Linked DNA regions of Homo sapiens: region 1 is linked to region 2. A link is an interaction called in ENCODE POLR2A ChIA-PET data of the cell type or tissue named here. Cell type or tissue: Panc1. All regions are shown on one strand.

The links. ChIA-PET counts read pairs that join two places held together with the same protein. Peaks named below come from ENCODE experiments on the same cell type or tissue, not always from the same donor. Only the 100,000 strongest peaks of a DNase experiment are listed, where the experiment ranks them.
Region 1: POLR2A ChIA-PET joins it to region 2 with 6 read pairs; 2 of 35 experiments call an interaction of 5 or more read pairs at or near these places.

What each region holds. Positions count from the first base shown.
Region 1 is chr12:65,561,464-65,565,463 of GRCh38, forward strand. All of the region lies in intron 2 of MSRB3-AS1 (MSRB3 antisense RNA 1), which reads right to left. Among named protein-coding and RNA genes, the nearest start is that of LINC02454, 39 kb to the right of the region's middle. In Panc1, no CTCF peak of the experiment used is centred here; no DNase peak of the experiment used is centred here.
Region 2 is chr12:65,630,011-65,634,010 of GRCh38, forward strand. The region is part of intron 1 of MSRB3-AS1 (MSRB3 antisense RNA 1); the gene reads right to left. Among named protein-coding and RNA genes, the nearest start is that of MSRB3-AS1, 10 kb to the right of the region's middle. In Panc1, no CTCF peak of the experiment used is centred here; a DNase peak (open chromatin) is centred at 1,871; H3K4me3 peaks cover 927 bases; H3K27ac peaks cover 2,933 bases.

The DNA of each region.
Region 1 (4,000 bases), 69 kb before region 2:
CATGATAGGGAGATGTTTTGTCCTTCTATTTTTGTTCCATTTATTGTTTTCATTGGATTTTTAGAAAGGGGAATGGCATAAGTGTTTTTACTCTGCTGTCTTTAACAAGAAGACTTACTTTTCAAAATAATTATTTGTCTGCTTTTAATTTTCTACTTCAAGAAAACGTTAAGGAAAGAATGTATAGCATTCTAGTTAATTTTCAGTTGCTTAGGTGCCTGATAAAGAGAAGCTTCCCTAAACAGCAGCCAGTTCTGTTCTGAAGATGGCCTTCCCATGGCACCAGTACCCTGGTTAGAATTTTCCCAGGGAGAGATGGCCTAGCTTCATGGGAGCTATCACCATAGATTGCCCATGCTGAGAGAACAGACCACAAACTACACCAGCTGCAGACACTTACACAGCACATGTAGGGAGAACAGAGGCTGATGCCCAAAGAACGAGAGGGATTGTACCTCAGCTGCACAGCAGCAGCAACCTGCAGAGAAAGACAACCTGCAAGTTTATACAGCCCTCCTCCTGCCTCCATGAGAACCTGACAGAGGCATTTGAACCAGAGCGACTCCATCTTGAATAGAGGCTGGGTAAAATAAGGCTGAGACCTACTGGGCTGCATTCCCAGGAGGTCAGGCATTCTTAGTCACAGGATGAGATAGGAGGTTGGCACAAGACACAGGTCGCAAAGACCCTGCTGATAAAACAGGATGTGGTAAAGAAGCCGGCCAAATCCCACTAAAACCAAGATGGTGATGAAAGTGACCTCTGGTCATCTACATTACTCATTATACGTTAACTATAATGCACTAGCTTGCTAAAAGACACTCTCACCAGCACCAGGACAGTTTACGAATGCCATGGTAACATTCGGAATTTACCCTACATAATCTAAAAAGGAGAGGGACCCTCAGTTTCGGGAAATCTCTGACCCCTTCCTGGAAAACTCATGAATAATCCACCCCTTGTTTATCAAATAATCAAGAAATAACTCTAAGTATACTCAATTGAGCAGCTTATACCACTGCTCTGGCTATAGAGTAGCCATTCTTTTGTTCCTTTACTTTCTTAATAAACTTGCTTTCACTTTACTGTATGGACTCACCCTGAATTCTCTCTTGCTTGAGGTCCAGGAACCCTGTCTTGGGGTCTGGATTGAGACTCCTTTCATTGAGAAAGGAGATTGAGACTAACAGATCCATAATTTCTCCATTACTTACACACTGTTTTGGGAAGAAGGAGGGAAGGGGAGATCTATAGAAAGTAGAGAATAGACTCTGATAGGGAGTTTCAGCATCAAATTGAGTGAAGGAAGCCCTCTTCCCCTTTTTTTCCACCCTGGAAGAGACTGTAACTTAGCAAGTTTATTTCCACCATTGGTGGAAATGAGAGCTTCAGAGCAAGATTAAATCAGTTACAGAAAATAAATAAGCTACTGTTTTTGTACATCTGATTTGTAAGGTGTTAATCTTGACCCTGCAACATCTGCGATTTTAGCTTCATCTTTCAGCAAAAGGCAGTCTGCTAGATGGAAAACTGTTCAGGACTGGGAGTTGACCTTCGGTTACTCCTGGCTCTGCCACTAACTAGCTGTGTGATATTGGTTAAGACACTTAGTCTTCTACTTCGAAATGTCATCAACTCTAAAATTACAAGGTTGGATCAGATCCATGATTTTCAAATGTTCATGGCTGCAGAGCCCTTTTGTTAAAACCTTACTTAGATGGCCAATATATAAAACAGATACCTCTGGCGTTTCCTCTGGCAAAGTGGGAAGTAGATGTCTGGGACCACATATGCTAGGAGGCCCCTTGGGCTCCCTGCAAAGTCCCTAAATCACCTCCACAGAGCCCTTCCCAGGTATGCACTTCAAAGACCAGTGAAGGCAATGATCTCTCTGGTCCTTTTTGATTGTAATCCCCAATGATTCAATATATGCCCAAGGCCAGGGGTGGTTGACAGCAGCATGAAGTAATCTGTTCCATGGTCCATGGGCATCTAAGGAGATTGGCGTTAGCTTGTCCTTTTGCAGACAAGGCAATTTACCTTAGTGTTAAAACAACAAAAAAAACCTCCAGCACTTCATGGTGGTTGGGGGTTCTCTTATTTACAACCAAAGAAGAAGAAGAAGAAGAATAAGGAGGAGGAGGAGGACGAGGAGGAGGAGGAGGGGAGGAGGAGGAGGGGGAGGAGGAGGAGGAGGAAGAAGAAGAAGAGGAAGAGGAAGAGGAAGAAGAAGAAGAAGAAGAAGAGGAAGCAGCAGCAGCAGAAGCAGCAGCAGCAGCAGCAGCAGCTTGAGGTAACCATGAACTAGAAATTGTGTCCCCATTATATGACTAACATAGCAGAGTCAGGTCCTGGATCCACCATTTAGTATGCCAGGTAGAGTGTATGTCACCTCATTAGTCCTCACAACAACCCAAGAGGTATGATCCTCATTTTACAGATAAGAACGCTATATAGCAGGTTAAGGAACTTGCTCAAATATCACACTATTACAGAGAATTGTGACTTTTAAAAAAAACATTTACTCCCTCCTAAATGAGATGCTCAAATTTATAATCAGTTACCAAAGCCGTGGAAATTTCTCATCTCACAGAACCTACCATTCAATGACTCTTAGAGCATTTTTGCACATGAAATGGACAAGAAAAATGTTTGTGACAATCTGAATTTTAAATGGAGATCAAGGGTCCTTGCAGTAGTGAAGGAAAAGCAGGCATCTTTCCTTCCATTTCATGGACTTATATTTTAAGAAGCTCAGCCATTCCAGTCCATGCAGAAAAATACTCTCAAAGGAATATTTACAATGTGGATCTTATATTAAACATTTGGTTTTATATGCTTAAATATTTATAAAAGCATACGTTGAATAAATTTTAGTCTACAAACTGAAGTGTTCAAAACATATCAATTTCCTCATTTCTTTAAATCAATTTAATTTTCTGACTCTCAGCCTCCATCCTTAAAAGATGGCAAAAACATCTACCTCATCCTTTTGAGGGCCCCCTCTCCTTCCCAAAACCATACCACTACCTGGAAAGCTTGCTCGGGATAAGGACAATTGAGGAAGGAGCTCTAACCTCCAATTTTTCAAGGTATCACTGGCATCCCACTGTGAAGCCCACAGTGGGCCCAGAATTTTGGTGGTGCCAATTTGTGGTTAGAAGGCTTTGAGGAAAGTGCCTCCCTCTAGATGCCCTGAGGAGCCATCTCCTCTGGGAAGGGATAGCTTTATTCACAAGTGACATGGGTAGTCTCACAGGGTCCCCTGCTCAGAAAAACCCTGAGTTTGTTTTAATGCTCTTCTATTGAAGTCCTGAAATTTGGACAAAAGTTTCCACAGTTTCATTTTGCACTGGGCCTTGCAAATTATAAAGCTGATCCTAAAACTAATGGGTTTAGTTAGCAGCTCTTCTGCTCGCTTTCTTAGAGGGGTCTTCAGCCTTCCTTCTCTATCCTATTAGGCAAAAGAGCTTCTCTTGCCTCGCTTTGCCCTCCAGTGACTTTGCCTCTCTTTTTTGGAGTCTGGGGCACTTAACATTATCTCTTCAAGGGTCTTAGGCTTTTACAAAAGACAAAAATAGTCACGGAGGACTTCAGGGGCTTTCCCCTTCCATCCTGCAAAAAGTCCCTGAGGCAAAGGAGCATACAAGGAACAGGTTCCTGCTTAAAATCAGCGAAGAAGGAAAAAAATGTGTGAGGAGAAAAACCATACCTTAATATTTTAATAAATTGTTATACCACATATGTAGTTTGTTTTAATTAAGTTATTTTATAATCAGTTTTGATGACTTTGTCATATGAAATGGGCCTCTAGAATAGAACCCCAACACATACTCCTGTACCCGTAAAAAGCAGGGACACAGAGAAGTCAGCGGGGTGTTGCTATGAGTAGGGTGAGCATATGTATTATAGCTCACACTGGGACACATCTGAAATAGGAAGGAATTGCTATCAATAATTACACCAGAGCAGTAAGAGTGAGCTGAAACCACCCTGGGCA
Region 2 (4,000 bases):
AGGAAAAGCGTTTCTTGCGGAGGAAACAGCCTGTGTGAAGATCCTAACCAGTGCATTCAGGGGAGTGGCAAAGAAGACCTGGCAGTGCAAGAGCAGCAGTAGGAGGAGGACATGGGGAGGATGAGGTTGGAGAGAGCGGGGTAAGAGGAGGACATGGGAAGATGAGGTTGGAGAGCGTGGGGCCAGATGCTGCGGGACCTTGAGGGCCATCTGAAAAGTCTGGGTTTTCTTTGAAATGTAGCCATGAAAGGTTTTTAAGCCATGGGTAACATGATCTTATTTAGGTTTAAAGAGTTACTCTAGTTGTATAAAGAATAGTTTGTCACATATTTAGCTGGGTCTTCGCATGAAAAATTATGTATCCCAGTACTTTAGAGCGGAAAGGACCTTCAAGATCATTTAGTCCAACCCTTTCTTTTAAAAGATAAGCAAACTAAGAAGCAGAAAATTTATGATTTGCCCAAGGTCACAGAGCTAATAACTATGTGAGGCTTTTAAACTAGGAGTTGCAGGGTGATAGATTATACTTTTAAGAAATCTTTCTACTCTATATTTCCTTTGGCCAGAAATGATGTCTCCCTTTTCTGAACTTTCATCTCACTTTATTTTTCTCTCCTATGGTGCTTACTCATTTATTACCTTGATCATAGTTCTTTGTGTTCTTGTCTTGTCTTATCTCCTTTATGAGACTATAAAAGCAATCCCTGGAGAGCAGGAAATATGGTCTTTACCTTACGTGTCTCTGTAGGACATTGCCTGTAGTAGGTGTTCAGTCAATGTTTGTTAAGTAAACAGATCAATGGACAGGTGATACGTGAGTGAATGAATGAATGAATGAATGAGTTCTCCATATGCTATAAATACTGAGTGTTTACTGACTGAATATGCACGTGTAGATTATACTCTCCCTGATTTATCATTCTAGGCTACTTCCTAGCTATGTTTTCATTCATTTTTCTCTTATATGTACATAATGGAAAGTGGTTATTTTTAATCAGAAGAAACGAGGTGGCCTAGAAAAATATCACATTTCTAAGTCAGGTAATTCTTTCTTCCAAGATTATCAGCAGGGAGAGCCTCTCCACACTCTCCCCTTCCTTCCCTCCCACCCTACTGGCTAGGTTTAAATGTTCTTTCTCAACACATGATCTTTTGGGAGCTTACTTCTGAATTTTTTTTTTAAAGAGATGACTGAGACTGCCCATAAGAAACTAACCAAGTGTCCGGGGTAAAACTGTGATATCACAAAGGAGAAAAATGTTTTACTTAAGGTTAAAAAAAAAAAAACACAAAAAAGCAGGGCTGTAACTATGCCCTCTCCAGCAGAGCAATATACATACATCCAATGAAAACTAATGCTGCCAATAGTGGAGAAAGCCCTGAAGGAGATTTGGGAGCCATGGGTGATGTCCCTGCCTTCGATATTGACTTGTTCAATGGCTCTGATAATTCATGAGCGCTCTCTCTCTCCCCTCACCCCTGCCCTTGGTTTCCTCATCCATAAAAGATACATAAAAATATTAGAAACAATTGGTCATAGGTCCAGTTTCTGCTACCACAAAATGACCCATTAATTCTGTCCATAAAATTGGTCAGACTGGTTTCAGGGATAATTGTTACATTTTTGGACTCACTGATTTGGCATCTTGCACATACATAGTCAGGCGCATGTTGAGAATCTTTGCCGGAGATGAGGTTATACAATGGATTTTGGCTCCCTGCATGAAGAAACAAGCTTCAGGGCATGCGATTTGATGATCTAAGGTCTCCACTAAGGCAATCGGCACTCAGAAGACAAACATGACTCATTGTGTGTGGGAACTCATTCCACTGTTCACAAACTTCGGTTTGAGGGTTGGGAAGGTCTGGAAAAGATTCTAGTGTAAAGCCTAATTCAGAAGGGTACAGATTGTTTTCTTTGTAAAGTGACACATGTCAGTATTGTGAAACAGTGGAAACTGGAAGGAAAATAAAATATTGTGTCGACTGTCACAGAGTCATCCTGCTGCCCCGGCTACAGACATCTCTTGCTTTCTACTCCTGTGCTTCACTATTACAATGAAGCCACTGTCCTCAGATAGTTCCGGCTGCTTCACCATATTAGTTATCTATTGCTAGGAAAGAAGCCACCCCAAAAGTCTGTGATTTAAAGCCACAACATTTTATTATTTGTTCATGAAATCTGTAATCTTGGTGGAGCTCAGCAGCAATGCTGCTGCTGGTCTTGCGTGGAATCACTCATGCAGGTGGCATTATGTAGAGTCTCAACTAGGCTAACTCTCAAATAATACAGAATGACTTCATTCCCATGCATGTCACCACAGCTGGGATGGCTGAAACAGCTGGGGCTGGTCCGACGTCTCTCCCTCCCTCTCTCTCACTCTCTCTCAGTGGTTTCTCCAGCAGTGCAGCCGACTACCATTACCTGGGGACCCCGGGCTCCCAAGAGTACAAAAGCAGAAACTGCCAGGTTTTCTTAAGGTTCATGTCTCAAACAGCCACAGTGTCACTTCTGCAGCATTCTGTTGGTTACAGCAAGTCATAGGCCAACCCAGATTCAAGGAGAGGGGAAACAGATCCCATATCATTATGTAAAGAGTGGCAAAGAATTTCCAGACACCTTTAATCTACCACAACCACAATTACATGGTCAGGTCTTGTGGGGTAAAGGAGCATCTAGTGACTTGCCCAAACTTCTCCCCTGCCACAGACTTCCCCTTGTTCCTCCTTGGATGCTCCCCTCTTACAATGCAGCCTTCACTCCAGGGCTCTGGGCCTGTTGCTTTTACTTTTCTGTCACTACCAGCCAACTTCTCTCTACTGACTTTCTCTCCACCTCATAGTTTTTGATTATTCACAGGCTCTGCTGCTCCATGGCATTATTGTCATATGGCTTCTACTGCTATAAAAATTAGTAGTGTACAGAAAAGGTTAACAAAGTAGGCCAGAGACTGCTAGCCTTAGGAAGACCTGCTTGCAAGGTTGATCCTTGACTGGCATCTAGCAACTTGGATTTTGAGGGGCGTATTAGTTAGGGTTCCCCAGAGAAACAAAACCAATAGGATATGTATATGTGTATATACATATACATATACAAATATATGTGCATATTTGTATACACATATACATATACTCACATATATGTATATATATGTGTACACAAATATACAAATGTATATATGTGTATATGTGTGTATTCAAATATACAAATGTATATTTATATACATTTGTAAATATATGTGTATATTTGTGTATATATATGTGTATACACATACACACATATATGTATATACACATATACACATATATGTGTATATACATATACAAAAGAGAGAGAGACTTATTATAAGGATTTGGCTCACATGATTATAAGCCAATGATGATAAGTCCAAAATACACAGGGTGGGCTGACAGGCTTGAGATCTAGAAGAGTAGATAGTGCATTTCCAGTGTAAAGGCTGGGGTGGTCAGATGTGGTGGCTCATGTCTGTAATCCCAGCACTTTGGGAGGCCGAGGTGGGCAGATCGCTTGAGGCCAGGAGTTCAAGGCCAGCCTGGCCAGCATGGTGAAATCCCATCTCTACTAAAAATACAAAAACTATCTGGGCATGGTGGTTCACGCCTATAGTCCCAGCTACTCGGGAGGCTGAGGCATGAGAATTGCTTGAAACTGGGAGGCAGAGGTTGCAGTGAGCCGGGATCACACCACTGTACTCCAGGCTGGGCAACAGAGTGAGACTGTGTCAAGAAATAAATAAATGAATAAAATAAAAAATAAAAAATAAAAATAAAGACTGGCAGGTAGAGACCCAGGAGAGCCAATTCAGTCCACAGGTGGCCTGCTAAGAATTCTCTTTTGTTCCGGGATGCCAGTATTTTTGTTCTATTCAGGCCTTCAACTGATTGAAGGAGGCCAATCCACATATTGGAGGGCAGTCTCCTTATTCAAAATTCACTGATTTAAATGTTAATCTCATCCCAAACCCCCCTCCAAGTGAAT